Regions from separate parts of the Homo sapiens genome. Here region 1 is linked to region 2. Evidence: chromatin loops called from intact Hi-C (ENCODE). Cell type or tissue: CD4-positive, alpha-beta T cell. All regions are shown on one strand. Links, peaks and the distances in the headings refer to the core of each region. The heading gives the core; the rest is flanking DNA. Region 1 overlaps ENPP3 (ectonucleotide pyrophosphatase/phosphodiesterase 3). Region 2 overlaps CCN2-AS1 (CCN2 antisense RNA 1).

What was found. A loop is a pair of places that touch in the nucleus more often than their neighbours do. Peaks named below come from ENCODE experiments on the same cell type or tissue, not always from the same donor. Only the 100,000 strongest peaks of a DNase experiment are listed, where the experiment ranks them.
Region 1: it touches region 2 in a loop (6-fold over the local background); 81 of 110 quality-filtered maps call a loop at or near these places.

What each region holds. Positions count from the first base shown.
Region 1 is chr6:131,691,947-131,697,339 of GRCh38, forward strand. ENPP3 (ectonucleotide pyrophosphatase/phosphodiesterase 3) reads left to right here. Exons shown (of 25, transcript NM_005021.5): 15 at 1,551-1,678. Among named protein-coding and RNA genes, the nearest start is that of OR2A4, 6.8 kb to the right of the region's middle. In CD4-positive, alpha-beta T cell, for the core only: no CTCF peak of the experiment used is centred there; a DNase peak (open chromatin) is centred at 3,085.
Region 2 is chr6:131,907,334-131,912,726 of GRCh38, forward strand. The region is part of intron 2 of CCN2-AS1 (CCN2 antisense RNA 1); the gene reads left to right. Among named protein-coding and RNA genes, the nearest start is that of CCN2-AS1, 8.1 kb to the left of the region's middle. RefSeq lists enhancers at 1-72, 73-599 and a silencer at 2,636-2,930. In CD4-positive, alpha-beta T cell, for the core only: CTCF peaks have their summits at 2,830 (motif pointing left) and 3,032; a DNase peak (open chromatin) is centred at 2,808.

The DNA of each region.
Region 1 (5,393 bases), core at 226-5,225, 220 kb before region 2:
TGGCAAAAATATGTTTGCAATATATACTTTTGTTTTTCTTCTTTCATTCTATAAACTCTCCTTGCTCTCCCATTGTCTATATTTTGTTTAAATTTTGTTTGTGTAAATTATGTGCTTCATAGTTTCTCTTATTTTTCTTATCTAAATTGACCCTGAGATAATAGTGACACACACTTGTTAATATATATGATATATTGTGGTTTAAAATAAATGAGAAAATGAGGAAATAGGAAAAATTTCGTTTCCTTTGTTTATGGTTTTTCTTCTTGTTTCTCAAAATGGTCATGAGGGAAAGTTCCTTTGTAGTTCTATTTCTCATTACCTCATTTTTCTTTTACATAAATAGATACCAATGTGATTTGCATTTCTACAATTTTAAAATATGCCATACAGTCATAATTGTTAAAGAAACAAAATTTTACTCCAATTTGTAAGGAAACCATGATTGTTTTACAAATAGGGAGACTATAATAGGTTTCAAAAGCCATTGACTTGATCGGAAAACTAAGCAAATGTAGGTTATTTAAAAGATAAATTGAGTCTGTTGGAAAGTACTTTTTTGTGCAATTAAACTACTTTTTAATTTTTTTACTCATATCTACTAATATGGTATATATATTTATATGTAATTTAGACTCAAAAGTTGTCATTATCACTCTAAATCTAGATGTCTGTCCATTTTCTGTTAAAAAAGAGGGTAATTCATAGTGGTTTAATATATATATAATATATGGTTATATATATTACATATAATATATAACCATATATAGTATATATTATATGGCTATATTATATATGATATATGATATATGGTTATATATGATATATGGTTATATATGATATAATATGTAGTTATATATGATATATGATATATGATATGATATGTATATATGATATGATATATATGATATGTGATATATATGATATATAGTTATATATTATACACTATATATGATATATAGTTATATATTATACACTATATATGATATATAGTTATATATTATACACTATATATGATATATAGTTATATATTATACAACTATATATGATACAGTTATATATAATATATATGGTTATATATGATATATAGTTATATATAATATATATGTTTATATATTATATATTATATATGGTTATATATTATATATTATATATTATATATATGGTTATATACACACACACACACACACCCCCAGGAATAAAAACTGAAAACATTAACTCATAATTTAAATCAGATTTTTTATTTTTTTGAGAGAGTCTCACTCTATGGCCCAGGCTGGAGTGCAATGGGGTGATCTTGGCTCACTGCAACCTCCACCTCCTGGGTTAAATCAGATTTTTAATTGCAACCTGATTATCATTGCAACGGCAAAACTAATAACTAGGGGGATCTGACTACATTGATAATAGGTTTAATATTCCTATTGTATTAGCCAAGCTGAAATCCCCTTACTTTTAAAAGGTGCTTCATAAATTGATGTAGAAGATGAACTTTTAAAATTAATTTGCATATCTTATGTATCATAAAGAAATATTTACTTGCTTTTCAGTGCCGAAAACCTGATCAGCATTTCAAGCCCTATTTGACTCCTGATTTGCCAAAGCGACTGCACTATGCCAAGAACGTCAGAATCGACAAAGTTCATCTCTTTGTGGATCAACAGTGGCTGGCTGTTAGGTTCGTGTATCTGTTTACTTATCTCATAATGCCTTTAATAACCATTTGTCATTATAAGTCTACTTAACCTTACCCTGCTATTATCATCACTGTGAATTTTCCTGAGCATTGACATTTTCTGGCCTTTTTGTATGCTATTTAGCAGTTCTGCATTTGAAGTGATCGTTATTAGATTGCTGATTTTAGCATCCTTATCTTAACAATATAGATGAGAATGAGGAGTAAGGCTAAGAGTGTGCCCAGGGACTGTAAGTGCCAGCACCTTCCTACCCCCACTATGCTGTCCATTAAGGCAGCAGACAGATGATATCAGCTGTCTTTCAGCCTGATAATGAGTGATTGATTACACAACTCTTTAAGACCTTTGTCATCTTTGTGGTTTTTATAAAAGAGCACATATAGGGCTGTAAGACCAAGCTAATGAATTAGTTGTAACATTTATTTCTTATTACTATTTATAATGGTAATTTATGTTGATTATTGAAACATTTGCAAAATTTAAATGTGCTTAGAGAAAACAGAAACCACTTTTGACTTTGTGCATGCTATTTAGCAGTTCTACATTTCAAGTGATTGTTATTAGACATTATGACTCACTCCATCTTAAATAACCAATTAATCCATTGATTCAACGTTTTATTTTATGCTTGCCATGTATGCACCAGGCCCTGTTCTAGGCATTTGAGATACAGATCTGTCTCCTGCTCTCATGTACTGTAGTGGAGAAAACTGAAAATAAGCCAGTAAACAAATAAATATACACTTTGTGATAGCTGATAATTCCTATTTTTGTATTTCATACCAGCACTTTTTTCCTTATGCATAAGTAGATGTAAAAAGTATCTGGACTTTATGGCATTTTTCTAGCCTATTTAATATGTATGAATGTAATGCCAGGGGGATAGAATGACAATGGCAATACAGTGGCTAAGAGATATGTTTGACAAAGAAAAAGGAGATGACACTTTGGGAGGCCAATGCGGGCAGGTCACTTGAGGCCAGGAGTTCGAGACCAGCCTGGCCAACGTGAAGAAAAATACAAAAAATTAATAAAAATACAAAAATTAGCCAGGCATGGTAGCACCTGTAATCCAAGCTACTGGAGAGGCTGAGGCAGGAGAATTGCTTGAACCCGGGAGGCGGAGGTTGCAGTGAGCCAAGATCGCACCACTGCACTCCAGCCTAGGCGACAGATCAAATTAGTATTTGATTCCATCAAAAAAAAAAAAAAAGGAAAGAAAGGAAAAGAAAGGAAAAGGAGATGAAAGAACACAAGGGACAAGGGACAAGGGAATTAGGCTCCAACATTCAGGATCAGGAACTGGGGATTTGGCTAAGCCTATTCTGTAAGATAACCTGGAAACCCCTGTTGGGCCTGAGAGTGCAGTTTCACACTGGTTCACTAGATGGTGCTGACCCCTCTCTTTGGGATCGAAGTTTATTAGCCCTTTGTGTAGATGGGTGGCTGTACTGTGGCTCAGGACATTCTCTAGAAAGTATTTTCCTTAAATATGTGAACAAAATTAAGCTCTACTAATATTAAGTACATACAACTGTTAGTAATTTAGGTATGTAATATATAAATAAATATATGTCCAAGTTGGGGTACATTCTCCAGATATTTACTGTTAAAAGTCTAACACCAAACAAGTTAGGTCACTGGTACAGAAGGAGAAAGAGCTGTAAAGTGAGAGCTCGCCCACCCAAATACCTCTGGGTATCATGTATTAATACTCAATCTCAAATGGTGAGCTGTTTATTCTTTTAAAAACCAGCACTGAAATGTTAAAAGAACTGCAACCCAAGAGTTCATGGCCAGGCTCCCCACATAGCTAGGTTGTGGGAACTTGGAAAAATTAATATCTTAGAGTCTAATTTTTCTCATCTGTAACACAAGATTAGCCTAGTTTTATTATTTTCTTGCCATTAACATACAAAGTAAACTAACTTACATCAAAGGAAATTTTGAATACAGCCTTAACAAGAGAGCAAGTGAAGAATCTAATCTGGGCCAGGCACGGTGGCTCACGCCTGTAATCCCAGCTCTTTGGGAGGCTGAGGCGGGCAGATCACAAGGTTAGGAGTTTGAGATCAGCCTGGCCAACATGGTGAAACCCCATCTCTACTAAAAAAATACAAAAATTGGCCAGGCATGGTGGCGTGTACCTGTAATCCCAGCTACTCGGGAGGCTGAGGCAAGATAATTGCTTGAACCTGGGAGGCGGAGGTTGCAGTGAGCCAAGATCGCACCACTGCACTCCAGCCTGGGCAACAGAGCAAGACTCTGTCTCAAAAAAAAAAGAGAATCTAATCTGATTAAATCCTGGGTTCACTCTCTCCAACTCTTAAAACACAAGCCTCCAGCTACTTATTTTCTAGTGAAAGTACATCATTTTTAGTAATAATGTGCATCATTTGATAATTAGGTTAGGTCCCCTTTGTACAATTAAAGCAAATTTCAACAGTTTGTATAATCCATTTTCATCATCATCATCTTTATTTTACCTAAAATGTGTTAGATCTTACTAATTTGGGGAAACCTGATGTTTTGATATAGTAGAAGTATTAAGTGCTTTTTTAAAAGAACATGAATGTTAGCTTTTAATTTTGGATCAGCAACTGACAAATAAATTTCAGGCACCTTTTTAAGAACTAGAGATAACCAACAAAGTACCTGACCAAAGGATCTTTGCCCAGGTAGGAAGATAACAGCTATAATCAGATGGGATAACTATTGCACTAGAACCACGTACAAGGCTCAAGGAAGCAAAAATTACAGACCCAGGTGTGAATGTCAAGGAGCATCAGAGAATGCTTCCTGGTAGGGGTGGTTGCTGATCGGGGTTTGGAAGACTTATGATGGGATAGGATACGTGTTGCCATACAGCAGGTCTGCCCTGTGCAGTCTGTCGGTTGTACAGTGGCATCCTGCCAACAAGGTGAGTGGGAGTGGAAATGGAATCTTTGCTCAGCTCACCAAGCCTTAACAGGGGCTGCATTGGCAGGAGGAAGGGGATTCGTTTTTTGTGGTTGTTGTTGTTGTTGTTTTTGCCAAAAGTGCCATCTGCTTGCCAAGCCTTGAACACTGCCAGGCCGCGTCCTTCAAAGGCACCTTTTTTTCTCTCAATGATCTACCCAGAGCACCTTTTTTTTTTTTTTTTTTGAAATGGAGTCTCGCTCTGTCGCCCAGGCTGGAGTGCAGTGGCGCGATCTCGGCTCATTGCAAGCTCCGCCTCCCAGGTTCATGCCATTCTCCTGCCTCAGCCTCCTGAGTAGCTGGGACTACAGGCACCCACCACCACACCCAGCTAATTTTTTGTATTTCTAGTAGAGACGAGGTTTCACCATGTTAGCCAGGATGGTCTCAATCTCCTGACCTCATGATCCGCCCTCCTTGGTCTCCCAGTGCCGGGATTACAGGCGTGAGCCACCGTGCCGGCCTGAGCACCTTTTTAAAGCCAGCAGTAGCTCTAGGGCAAGGAAGGGTAAAGAGAAGGAGGCAGGTTTCCAGATGGAAGAACTAGATTCCTGCAGTTGCAAGTAGTTCTGCATTGCTGGAGCACTGAGTGTATGAAGCCATCATGTGTACAAAGGACCTTGTCTGAAATGACTAAGGAGTGTGACTTTGATCTTGAAGAAAGTAGGCTGTTGGTAGATACAGGTGGCTTGAGGTGAATATAGGGATATTTGCTTTTGGAGAGGTCCTTCAAGATGC
Region 2 (5,393 bases), core at 70-5,069:
TCAGCCTGCCTGCACCCAGGTGATTAAAAGCTTTATTGCTCACACAAAGCCTGTTTGGTGGTCTCTTCACAGGGACGTGCATGAAAGTTAGGGGTAGAAGAAAAGATGGATTGAGGTTGTCCTCAGACTTTCCATGGTATCTGAGCTGTTTTCCTCTTCCGGAATTGTGTCTCATATGAAGTTCCTCTTCATTTGAGGTATAAATAATTCCTGTGTTGAGTGCTCTTATACTTTGGCCCATTTATTTATCACCTACCGAGGAGATAACACATCTCTGTCAACTCTGTTTTCTATTACTTTTTTCCTGTGCTCAAGTAATCCTCCTGCTTCAGCCTCCCAAGTAGCTGGGACTACAGGTGCATGCCACTGTACCTGTCCTTGTTTTCCCTTTCCTTGTTTCACCAGTTTTCCCATCATGTTACCATTTTCTGTAGCGATTGTTTTATCTTTCCATTCTGCATGCTCCTTTTCAAAGTGACTTTGCTGCTCCCCCATCAACAGGCAGAGCCTGTTTCCACATCCTCTGAATGTAGGCTAGCCTTGGGACTAGCTTTGGCAAATAGAATGTGGCAGAAGTGACATTTTGCATTTTATAAGGCATCCTTAGGAGGTTTGCAGCTTCTGCTTTAGGTTCCGAAAATGGAGCTCCTACCACTATGAAAAAAAGCTCAGGTTAAACTACTTGAATGATGAGAGACTATCCAGTAGAGAGGTCCAGGCTCACAGCCAGCACCAAGTTCTCATATGAGAGAGTAAGGCCATTTTATGCTCTCCAGTCCCAATAGAGCTACCAGATGACTGCTGCGGCACAAGTGACCCCAGAAAAGCCCATAAGAAAAACAACCTATATGAGCCCAGACAAGCCACAGAATCGTGAAAAATAGGAAATTGTGAAAAGCCAATAAATCGACATATGATTTGTTATGCAGCATTAGCTAAATAAGACAACTGATTTCCATCCCAAAGTAGTCAGGAAAAGGAATAGGTAAACCTATATAGTCAATTTGCTTTTCCTCATATTTGAGGGAATTAGTGAGAAAAATCAGGGTTCTGAAAAGCTGGGGGGCAGAGTTCAGAGACAATTCTGGCTCTGCTTGTCACATTCAGAATCTCCTGTTTATTTCAGGAGGTTTAGATGTTTCTCTAATTAAGAGGGAGTATAAGCCACTCTTCTGCTATGCTCATTCTTATAATACAATGTGTCATTTTAAACCCACTTTGGCCTCTCTCCCTTTGATTGGATGAACCTAATTATGGTTTGCTTGGGGAAACTTGGCTTGAGGCTGTGGTTCTCTACCATTACTGTCTATAAAACTCAGTAAACCCTACTGACAGGTAGAATCCTGCCCATCACTCTCACGACAGTCTGTAGCTCTTCCTTATAAATACACATTAGGTAATTCTGAGGCTAGTGGTCTACACTTTGTGAAATACAATTGACATAAATCTAACATTTCAGAGAATAATAGGTCCAGTTTTACCTCTTTCCATCAGTTGTTTGTGAAGTTAATAATTGAGACACAGCCTAAGCCCGAAAGCAAGACTCCATGTCTACAAAAGATACAAAAGCAAATTAGCCATACATAGTGGTGTGCACCTGTAGTCCCAGTTACTCAGGAGGCTGAGGTGGGAGGATCCCTTGAGCCCAGCAGTTTGAGGCTGCAGTGAGCCATGATCATACCACTGTACTCCAGTTTGGGCAACAGAGTGAGACCCTGTCTCAAAAAAATAAAGAATTGGAGGCTGGGCATGGTGGCTCTTGCCTGTAATCCCAGCACTTTGGGAGGCCGAGGTGGGTGGATCATCTGAGGTTGGGAGTTCGAGACCAGCCTGACCAACATGGAGAAACCCCATCTGTACTAAAAATACAAAATTAGCCGGGTGTGGTGGCACATGCCTGTAATCCCAACTACTTGGGAGGCTTAGGCAGGAGAATCGCTTGAACTTGGGAGGAGGAGGTTGCAGTGAGACAAGATCACACCACTGCACTCCAGCCTGGGCAAAAAGAGTGAAACTGTCTCAAAAAAAAAAAAAAAAAGAATTGGGGCAAAAGTCGTTTGGGTGTGCATATTGATTCCATACTTCAAAGGACGTAGTAGATGCATACCCATGTTCACAGCATTGTTCACAGTAGCCAGGGGGTGGAGACAACCCAAGTGGCCATTGACAGATAAATGAATACATAAAATGTGGGATATTTATGGAATATTATTCAGCCTTAAAAAAGAAGGAAGATCTCACATATGCTACAACATAGATGAACCTTGAGGACATTATGCTAAGTAAAATCAGCCATTCACAAGAAAGACAATGTATGATTCCACTTATATAAGGCATCCAAAGATCTCAAATTTCTAGAATGGAAAGTGGAATGGTGCTTACGAGGAGCTGGGAGAATGGAGAGTTGTTTAATGGGTGTAGATTTTCACTTTTACAAGAGATCTGTTTTCTAGGGATCTGTTGCACAACAATGTGTTAACACCACTAAACCACATAATTACAAGTGTTTAACATGGTAAATTTTATGTTATGTGGGTTTTTTAAAAATTGTGGTTAACCACAATTTTTTTTTTTTAATGAGGAGGAAGAAGAGGACGTGTTGACAGCATAAATGGTAAATCCTGATTGTAGATGGAGAATTTACAAGTTTGTTATGACTATGTTTCACAGCAATACTAAAAACAACAACAATAAATACAGTTGTCACTTTAGAAACATTGTTAACTCTATACATCAGATAAAATTGAACATAGGAAACTCCTACAGCTGCAGAGTAGCATATAGTTAGAGGCCATCTCTAAAGAGTTGCTCTCCCCCTGCTGGCAAGTCTTGGAATTGTTCAGTTTGGGGAAGGAACCAGGACAGCTAGAGAGAGAACGTTCTCAGTAAGATGCTCTTGTCATTAAAATGTAGGTGCTTTCATTCATCAAAATATTTCCTAGAAAGACACCAAACTCCCATAGCTATTATCTGAAGTTATTCACTTTTACATTCTTCCATTTATTTCTTTTAAATATTTTAATTGACAAATGACAGATTGTATATATTTATGGTGTACAATGTAAAGTTTCGATATGTGTATACATTGTGGAATGATTAAATCCAATTCTTCCACTTCTTAAAATGAATGTACAACTTATTTGACTATAGCTCATTCATTCACCAACCTGTATTTAACTCTTAATATGCATTGTTGTGCCAAACACTGGGATTTCAAAGATGACATTGGTGTGGACCCAGGTTTGATATCTGATAGAGGGATATAGACATGTAAATCATTAAATCAAATTTAGTAAAGAGTTGTAAGTGTAATAGAAACCATCTGTGTACTACAGTATAAGAATTACGGCATAAAGAAAGCAGTAAAGAGATTCAGCAGGAGTATAATTAATATATTGGATTCCTGTCTTTTTTTTAAATTAATTATTTCTTTTTTTTTTTTTTTTTTGAGACTGAGTCTCGCTCTGTTGCCCAGGCTGGAGTGCAGTGGCACGTCGGGTCACTGCAAACCTCCCGCTCCTGGGTTCAAGCGATTCTCCTGCCTCAGTCTCCTGAGTAGCTGGGATTACAGGCATGAACCACCACGCCCGGACTTCCTGCCCTTTGAATTTACCAAGAAGAGGTAATTCGATCATGCATAGCACACAAATATATTAATTGTCAAAGCGCATCCTCTCTCTATTCTTGTGAGTTGGATTTTTTTTTAAAAAAGACTTTCATTTTGAAATAATTACAAATTCACAGGAAATTGCAGAGATGGATAGTACAGAGGTTCTGTGTATCCTTTACCTGGTTTCCCCAGTGATTACATCATCAAAACCAAGGAGTTGATTGACAATGATAAAAAGCATGTGCATAATTCTATGTCCTTTTACCATATGTTTAGATTTGATAAGCACCACTTCAATCAAGATATATAACTATTTCATTACCACAGGGATCTTCCAGGGCTACCGCTTTACAATACTACTAACCTCCTCCCTCTAGCATCGTTAAACCCTGGCAACTGTTCATCTATTAAAGGATGACATTGGCACTGGAGATGACATCTAATAAAGAGACACAGAGAAGTAAATCATGCAAATCTAATGCAGAGAATAAACTAAGCTTGTAACCTGTAATAGCTTGTAGCTTCAATGTTATATAAATGAAATCATTCAGTATGTGACCCTTTGAGATTGGCTTTATTCCCCCCAATTAGTGCACTTTCCTGTAATCAAGCCAAGTTGCTGTGTATCAATAGTTTATTGCTTTTTTACTGCCGAGTTATATTTCTAGTTTGGAGGTACACAGTTTGCTGAATCACTCACCTATTGTAGGACATTTTCAGTTATTTCCAGTTCTTATCTGTTACATATAACACTGCTATGAACAACTATATGCAGGTTCTTTTATGGACTTAAAGTTGCATTTCTCTGAGTTAAATGTCCAGGAGGATGATTGCTAGGTTGATTAGTAAGTGAATGTTTATTTCTTTTTGAGAAACTGCCAAACAGTTTTTCAGAGTGGCCATAACACTTAACATCACCACCCGCGATGTGTGAAACATCTAGTGTTTCCATATTCTTACAGGCATTATTTTTCATTATTGTCATTATTTTTCATTGATTTGATTTAATAGGCATGCAGTGATAGCTCATAGTGATCCTAATTTGCATTTCACAATTGGATTAGGTGTTGCATATGTTTTCATGTGCTTATTTGACATTTATGTATGCTTTCTGGTGAAATACTTCATCACGTCTTTTGCCATTTTCTAAGTGAATAGTTTAACTTTTTACTGTTGCAGATTGAGAGTGTTTATGAATTCTAGACATGACTCCTTTATCAGATATGTGGTTTGCAAATATTTCCTCTTAGTCTGCGGCTTGTATTTTCACATCTTTACTGGGTCTTCTGCAGGACAAACACTTTTAATTTGGATGAAGTTTAATTTATCATTTTTTTTTTCTTTTATGAAGCATGCTTTTGGTGTCATGTCTAAGAACTCTTCGTCAAACCCCAGGTCCTGAAAATGTTTGTCTATGATTTCTTCTAAAGTTTTATAGTTTACATTTTACTTTAAAATCTATGATTCAAAAATTTGAGTTAATTTTTATATAATGTGTGAGATTTAGGTCAAGGTTCACATTTTTACTTATGAATATACAATAGCTGCAGGACCGTATATTGAAAAGGCTATCTTTCCTCCATTGCAATGCTTTTTGACCTTTGTTAAGACTCAGTTCAGTGTATTTTCTTAGGTGTACTTCTGGGTTCTTTATCCTGTTCTATTGATTTATGTCACTGTCCCTCCATCAGTACCATGTAACCTGTTTACTGTGTCGGCAAAGTAAGTCTTGAAATTGGGTAGAGTGAGTCTTCCCACTTGATTCATCTTTTTCAAAATTGTT